Regions from separate parts of the Homo sapiens genome. Here region 2 is linked to region 1. Evidence: read pairs that join two places in POLR2A ChIA-PET (ENCODE). Cell type or tissue: B cell. All regions are shown on one strand. Region 1 overlaps ZNF843 (zinc finger protein 843). Region 2 overlaps SRCAP (Snf2 related CREBBP activator protein).

Evidence for each region. Peaks named below come from ENCODE experiments on the same cell type or tissue, not always from the same donor. Only the 100,000 strongest peaks of a DNase experiment are listed, where the experiment ranks them.
Region 2: POLR2A ChIA-PET joins it to region 1 with 5 read pairs; 3 of 35 experiments call an interaction of 5 or more read pairs at or near these places.

What each region holds. Positions count from the first base shown.
Region 1 is chr16:31,436,774-31,440,773 of GRCh38, forward strand. It overlaps ZNF843 (zinc finger protein 843), which reads right to left. Exons shown (of 2, transcript NM_001136509.3): 2 at 1-411. The coding sequence starts at 76. Among named protein-coding and RNA genes, the nearest start is that of ZNF843, 4.0 kb to the right of the region's middle. In B cell, no CTCF peak of the experiment used is centred here; a DNase peak (open chromatin) is centred at 2,448; H3K27me3 peaks cover 73 bases.
Region 2 is chr16:30,728,666-30,732,665 of GRCh38, forward strand. SRCAP (Snf2 related CREBBP activator protein) reads left to right here. Exons shown (of 34, transcript NM_006662.3): 26 at 301-566; 27 at 705-907. Among named protein-coding and RNA genes, the nearest start is that of TMEM265, 10 kb to the right of the region's middle. RefSeq lists an enhancer at 3,026-3,185. In B cell, no CTCF peak of the experiment used is centred here; no DNase peak of the experiment used is centred here.

The DNA of each region.
Region 1 (4,000 bases):
ATCTGCCGGTGCTGCAGCAGGTAGGAGCTCTGGCTGAAACGCTTTCCACAGTCAGGGCAAAGGGGAGGCTTCTCATGAGCAGGGCTTCGGAGATGACCGCTCAGGGAGTAACTGTACGGGAGGCTTTGCCGCACTTGGCGCAGCTGTGGGGCCTCTGCCGCACTCAGGCTTCCCGTGGCCACGAGCTCACAGTCTGGGAGCAGCACCCGGCCCCAGGCCTCGGGGGCTGTCTGGAGAGTTCTCTAATGTAAGACGCTGGGCAATGTCATCTGAAGGTGTTTCTTGAGGCTCTCGGGCATGTCCCTGGGTGTTCCCCATCACTAAGTCCATCCTCTTGGATACGCTGGTCCTCACTGCCGTGTCCAGTTCCTGCGGAAGGAAAGATTTCAGATCCCAGAGCCATCATTCTCTCTAGAGGGAGAGAAAACCACAGAAAAATTTTACTACAAACTGCAAAGGAGACTTTGCTTTCAGAATCCTGTAATCAATGCTTCTTTATTACTATTTTACTTTTTCTTTCCTTCTTTTTTTTTTTTTTTTTTTTTTTTAAGACAGGGTCTATTTCTGTTGCCCAGGCTGGAATGCAGTAGTACGATCTCTGATCACTGCAACCTTTGCCTCTCTGGCTCAAGTGATCCTCCCGCTTCAGTCTCTCAAGTAGCTGGGACTGTAGTTGCACACCACTAGGCCCAGCATTTTTTTTTTTTTTTTTGGTAGAAGCTGGTTTTTATCATGTTGCCCAAGCTGCTCTCAAACTCCTGGGCTCAAGCGGTTGGCCCACCTGGGCCACCCAAAGTGCTGGGATTGCAAGCATGAGCTACCATGCCCGGCCTCCTATAATCAATGTTTTTTTTTTTTTTTTTTTGAGAGGGAGTCTTGCTCTGTCACCCAGGCTGGAGTGCAGTGGTGCTAGCTATGTCGGCTCACTGCAACCTCTGCCACCCGGGTTCAAGCGATTCTCCTGCCTCAGCCTCCCGAGTAGCTGGGATTACAGGCGCCTGCCACCATTGCCGGCTAATTTTTTTTTGTATTTTAGTAGAGACAGGATTTCACCATGTTGGTCAGGCTGGTCTCAAACTCCTGACCTCATGATCCACCCACCTTAGCCTCCCAAAGTGCTGGGATTACAGGTGTGAGCCACTGCACATGGCCAATCAATGCTTCTTAATAGTAAGATTTATTTTAAAATTTGGATTGGGGTTATAAGACTTTCAGTAGTCTTGGATATTACCATCTTTATCCTGAATGAAAGTGTAGCAAGAGGCTGGGCGCAGTGGCTCATGCCTATAATCCTAGCACTTTGGGAGGCTGAGGCCAGAGGATCCTTGAGCCCAGGAGACTAACCTGGGCAACAAAGCAAGACCCTGTCTGTATTAAAATTACAAAAGCGTGGTAAGGATCATTTCCTCATTAACCTTGAACATCCAAACACAAACCATCAAAAAGAATCAACTTCAGAAAGACATTATTGCTTTATTGGTTAAGGTGATTAAAAGAAGGGGGCCCCTCAGGCCACAAAGATAATTAACTGATTGTCACAAACCATATTGAAACTCTTTTTTAAAAAGGGTATAGATAACTTTTAATTTACAATTTTAACAATCAAAGTAGCCAAGAGTAGAGTTTGCAATAGGACTAGAAAGTATTCCAGTGGCTCATATATAAGTGGGCTAATTTTATCTATTTTTAGGCCTATTAGGCCTGTCAGTCTGGATTTTCCATTACTTGGAAATGGGGACTGGGGAACAGATGCTTCTGGCCACTCTGAGCCCTGGCTTGATCCTTGGGTCTCATCTCTCTCTCTCTCCCCGTTTGTGCTTCACCTCTCAGCGGATACTTGGCTCTTATCTCAGGACCTGACCTCCCACTGAGCTCCAAGCCTGCAAAGCATGCTGCCACCCAGTTATTTCCCCCTTAACATCCTGCCATCACTTCAAATTTAATACCCCTATGCCAAAAAATCACTGACTCCTAATTTCACTTTTGTTGGTGGCACCAGTTTTATTCTCTTGGACACCTAAGCTCAAAAACAGTGGAACTTCTTTTGACTCATCGCTCTCCTTCCTTCCCTAGAAGTGAGCTACCATTTAAAAGTGATGTGCTCATTCTCAGCAAACTATCCCAAGGACAAAAAAATAAACACCGCATGTTCCCACTCATAGGTGGGAATTGAACAATGAGAACACATGGACACAGGAAGGGGGACATCACACACCGGGGCCTGTTGTGGGGTGGGGGGAGGGGGGAGGGATAGCATTAGCAGATATACCTAATGTAAATGACGAGTTAATGGGTGCAGCACACCAACATGGCACATGTATACATATGTAACAAACCTGCACGTTGTGCACATGTACCCTAGAACTTAAAAGTATAATGATACAAAAAAAGTGATGTGCTATCATCAGTCACCCGAGAAATGCAAATTAAAACCACAAGGAGTGCCCTTATGCACCCACTAAAATCGAGCAGACTGAAGGTGCTAACTGTTGCCTGAGGATATGGAGTCTCACACATTGCTGGGGAAATATAAAATGGCCTGGGCATTTTGGAAACCAGTTTTGGTTAACAGTAAATTAAATGTACACTTACCACATGACTCAATAATTCTACTCTTAGGATTTACTCAAGGAAAATAAAAACATATGTCCACACAAAGACTTTTTCACAAATGTGCATATCAGCTTTATTCATAATAGGCATAAGATAGAAACATCCAAATGTCCATCAATGGGTGGAAGAATAAAGTGTGGTTTACCCATGTAACAGAATACTAGCAACAAAGAGGAACTGCTGTTACCTGCAAGCAATGGATGAATCTCAAAATTATGTTAAACCAGAGAAGCCAGACACAAGAGAATACATACTATATGATTCAATTTCTGTGAAATTCCATTTCTACAAAAAGCAAAACTTACTCATAGGGGCAGAAAGTAGACCAGTGGTTCTCTGGGGCTGGGTCAGGGAGAGAGCAGCTGACTGCACGGGGCATGAGAGGGTGACGGCAAAGTTCTGCACCCTGAATGTGATGATGGTTATGCCCGTGTACACATTCACCAAAAACCAGCAACCTGTACACTTAAAGTGGGTGTGTTTTATATATAACTTATACTTCAGTAAGTGTCAGCACAGATAGGCTAAGCCTCTTCTGAGATGTAACACAGGTAGACAGGAGTATCAGTGCTGACTGGCCAACTATCTTTAAAATATTTTATTAAGCTATAAATAATACGGAGTTGAAATAGCCAGGACTTACAGTGTACTTACTACATGCCAGGTACTATTCTAAGAGTTTCCACATATTGGTTAGACCTCACAACAACTCTCCAAGATACTAACGATTACCCCATTTTATAGATGAAGAAACTGAGGCATAGAAAGTTTAAGTAATTTAGAAAAGCCATATATACGGTAAAAAAATTTTTGGCTCCAGGGAGCTTCCTCTGAACTACTATGCCACAATACTTCTCATTAGGACAATTTTGAAATAGACACACTCCTTCCTCCATAATTTCATCTCCTCTACAAAAAATATTTTCACGTTTGCATATTTTATTCAGGCTTTGCCAACATGCATATGCATTTTAACTACTCCATAATCATAGTTTAGACACAGAGCAAGAGGAAGCCATTCCAAGCAACAGACGAGTCTAATTTTGCTCTCTGAAAAATAAGCATTTTTTTAACTTATGAACATTTCTCATTCATTCACATTCTTTCATAATGATCTATTTTAATGGCTTTGTTTGAAATACCATATTATATTGTATTCATTTCCTTTATTATTGGAATAGATCATTAGTAGAGATAATGCTGTAATGAGCATCTTCATGGAATGCACAGAGCTTATTTTTTTTCCATGTGGAATCTTTTATGTAGGAATCATTCCCAGGAGCGCAGCTGCTGCCCCATATAAGAAAGGGCCTCTGGCCTCGATAAAGCAGCAGCTCTTATACCAGTATGAATGAGCTACTGTCCAATTTGCTAGTGCCTGAGACTG
Region 2 (4,000 bases), 710 kb before region 1:
TTTTGAATATTCAGTCATTCTGCTTTGGTAGCATACAAGGAAAGATCAGTTTTCTCTAGGAGAGAAGTTACTTAACATAACTTCTGAGAAAGAATAGTTATTTAACATAAAAAAGAAAGTTATTTAACATAACTTCTGAGAAAGAATAGTTCTCATTGATAACTTGGAAAACTACAAAAAGCATAGTGTATTTTTGGATCCCATGGTTTCTATATATTTATTTCCATCTGGGAAGAACAGTCAGGTTTTGATGTGGACTCTGAGGGTGCTGATTACTTCCTCTTTTTCTCTCACCCCCAGGACTCCCTGGAGGAAAAGCGGAAGCGGCAGCGGTCTGAACGCCTGGAACGGATTTTCCAACTTAGTGAGGCTCATGGGGCCCTGGCACCTGTGTATGGGACTGAAGTCCTGGATTTCTGTACCCTGCCCCAACCTGTTGCCAGCCCCATCGGCCCTCGTTCTCCTGGCCCCAGCCACCCCACCTTTTGGACTTATACCGAGGCTGCCCACCGGGCTGTACTGTTTCCCCAGCAGCGACTAGACCAGCTGTCAGAAATCATTGAGAGGTTGGCAGGGCTAAGTGCTAATGGGGAGTGGGTCTTGGGGCCTCAGAGTGGATGTAGTGCTTAGGGCTGGTGAAGGTGTTAACTTCTGGGGCATTTCAGAGTCCCATCTTTTACACTGCCTGCTTCTTCCTTTCACAGGTTCATCTTTGTCATGCCTCCTGTGGAGGCACCTCCCCCTTCCCTGCATGCCTGCCACCCACCTCCTTGGCTGGCCCCACGTCAGGCAGCCTTCCAGGAGCAATTGGCCTCTGAGCTCTGGCCCCGGGCTCGTCCTTTGCACCGTATTGTGTGTAACATGCGCACCCAGTTCCCTGACTTAAGACTCATCCAGTATGATTGCGGTGAGTTTGTTGGCCAGTGTAGGACCCTTGACTTCTCTTCTTTTCTTAGTATTAAGACTGTTGTATCAGAGGGATGCTGCACTTAAGTTCTCTTGCGATTTCTGTAAAGCTTTAGATGGTTTTTTAGGTTATGCTTATGGGCAAGATAGAGAAATGTAAGCCTTGTTAGATTCTTGACATTCATAAATATGACTTTCTTCTTTTTTTTTATTTTGAGACAAAGTCTCGCTCAGTCGCCCAGGCTGGAGTGCAGTGCAGTGGTGCAGTCTCAGCTCACTGCAGCCTCCCAGGTTCAAGTGGTTGTCCCACCTCAGCCTCCAGAATAGCTGTGATTACAGACATACGCCACCATGCCTGGCTAATTTTTGTATTTTTAGTAGAGATGGGATTTCGCCATGTTGGCCAGGTTGGTCTCGAACTACTGACCTCAAGCGATCCTCCCGCCTCAGCCTCCAAAGTGCTGGGATCACAGGCATGAGCCACCATGCCCGGCCATGAATTTGACTTTCATGAAAGTTGAAAATGTGCTGCTAACTCCTTCATTCAGTGATCATTTTGTGAACATGTTACATTTTGCTAATCATTTGGGATACAATAGCAAGTAAGACAGTGCAGCATAGAGTTTTTATTTAGCTGTATGGGAAAAGATGTCTGGTGGTACAAGACTGCACAGTAAGTAAACAGTAAATTTTGGTCTTGGAAAAGACAAGGACCTTTTTGTGTTGACTAGAATTATTTGGCGGTAACAGAAAACCAACTAACAGTCATTGTTTTCTTAATGAGCCAATCTGAGAATAGTGGTGTGTAGCTGTTTCAGTAGCTTAACGATATTTTCAGGGACCAGGACCTTTTCTTCCTTCTTTCTTTCTTTTTTTTTCAGATAGAGTCTCACTCTGTCGCCCAGGCTGGAGTGCAGTGGCTCGATCTCGGCTCACTGCAACTTCCGCCTCCTGGGTTCAAGCGATTCTCCTGCTTCAGCCTCCTGAGTAGCTGGGATTACAGGTGCACACCACCACACCCGGCTAATTTTTGTATTTTTAGTAGACACGGGGTTTCACCATGTTGGTCAGGCTGGTCTCGATCTCCTGACCTCGTGATCTGCCCACCTTGGCCTCCCAAAGTGCTGGGATTACAGGTGTGAACCACTGCGCCCAGCCTTTTTTTTTTTTTTGAGATGGAGTTTCGCTGTGTTTCAAGGTATTCTCCTGCCTCAGCCTCCCGAGTAGCTGGGATTACAGGTGCCCACCACAACGCCTGGGTGATTTTTTTGTATTTTTAGTAGAGACAGGGTTTCACCATGTTGGCCAGGCTGGTCTCGAACTCCTGACCTCGTGATCCCCTTGCCTCGGCCTTCCAAAGTGCTGGGATTACACACGTGAGCCATTGCACCCAGCCTTAAGGGACCAGGACTTTATCTTTCTACCCTGCTGTACCATCTTTAGCTTTTTATCTTTTTATTCTCATGCTTTTGTTTCTTCATGATGTTAGGATGGCTGCCATAACTCCAGGGTATACACCAATCCTCTAAACAAGAAACAAGGGGTTGAGACAAAACACTCTGAGAAGGTTTTCTGGGAACAAAAGACCTCCAAGCTGACTTTGCTTCATAACTCATTGGCTCAAACTGAGCTATATGCCCATACTTAGAGCAATCACTGACAAAGGGGAATAGCAAAAAAGACCTCTGGCTTATTTAGATCAACTTGATTTATTTTCTGGGTTTGGGTTGGGGCCTTCTTCACCTGGGAGCAAAGAACCTCTGCCAGCTGTCCAGGGTTAATCAGGTTCTTTTACCCAAGAATGGCTATTGGGTAAGTGACTAGTTCCACAGCCCTGCACAGACATTTGTATAGTAACATGTTTCGAGATTTTTTAAATTTCCTAGAATATAAGAAAATCAAAATTTTTATTAATATGTGTTCAATAAATGTTTTAGTAAAAAAAAGTGTTTTTGTTACATTTGAAACTATTCAGAGTAGATGAACTGAAAGTCTTGGTTAAAAGTGTTCAAGGCCGGGTGTGGTGACTCATACTTGTAATCCCAGCACTTGGGTAGGCTGAGGTGGGCAGCTCACTTGAGGCAAGTAAAGACCAGCCCAGGCAACATGGCGAAACCCTGTCTCCTCAAAAACTGAAAAATTAGTGGATATAGTGGTGCACACCTATAGTCCCAGCTACTCAGATGGCTGGATTGCAGGAGCCTGGGAGGTTGAGGTGCAGTCAGCTGTGATCATGCCACTGCACTCTAGCCTGGGTGACAGGGTGAGACCTTGTCTCAAAAATAAAATAAGGCTGGGCCTGGTGGCTCATGTCTGTAATCCCAGCACTTTGAGAGGCTGAGGTGAGTGGATCACTTGAGTTCATGAGTTGGAGACCAGCCTGGGCAACATGGCGAAACCCTGTCTCTACAAAAAATACAAAAATTAGCCAGGCGTGGTGACATACGCCTGTAGTCCAAACTACTTGGGAGGCTGAGGTGGGAGGATGGCTTGAGCCCGGGAGGCAGAGGTTGCAGTGAGCTGAGATCGCACCACTGCACTCCAGCCTGGGTAATAGAGCCAGACCTTGTCTCAAAAAATGAAATAATAAAGTGTTCAGGCTGGGCACGGTGGCTCACGCCTGTAATCCCAGCACTTTGGGAGGCTGAGGCAGGTGGATCACCTGAGGTCTGGATTTGGAGACCAGCCTGACCAACATGGAGAAACCCTGTCTCTACTAAAAATACAAAATTATCCGGACGTGGTGGCACATGCCTGTAATCCCAGCCACTCGGGAAGCTGAGGCAGGAAAATTGCTTGAATCCAGGAGGTGGAGGTTGCCGTGAGCTGAGATTCCACCATTGCACTCCAGCCTGGGCAACAAGAGCAAAACTCTGTCTCAAAAAAAAAAAAAGGAAAAGGAAAAAAATAAAAGTTCAAACTGTGTTACCAGAAATGTTGAAGTTATTTCTGTGTTTGATGGAAGGTTGAACTAGATAAACTTTCTAAGAGCCTTTACTGTTCTGATCTGTGACCTTAAATCCCTGTCTGTAAGCTGTGACCATGGATTTGTTGATATCTATCCTGTGAATCTGTTCTGGATTTCAGGTGGTAT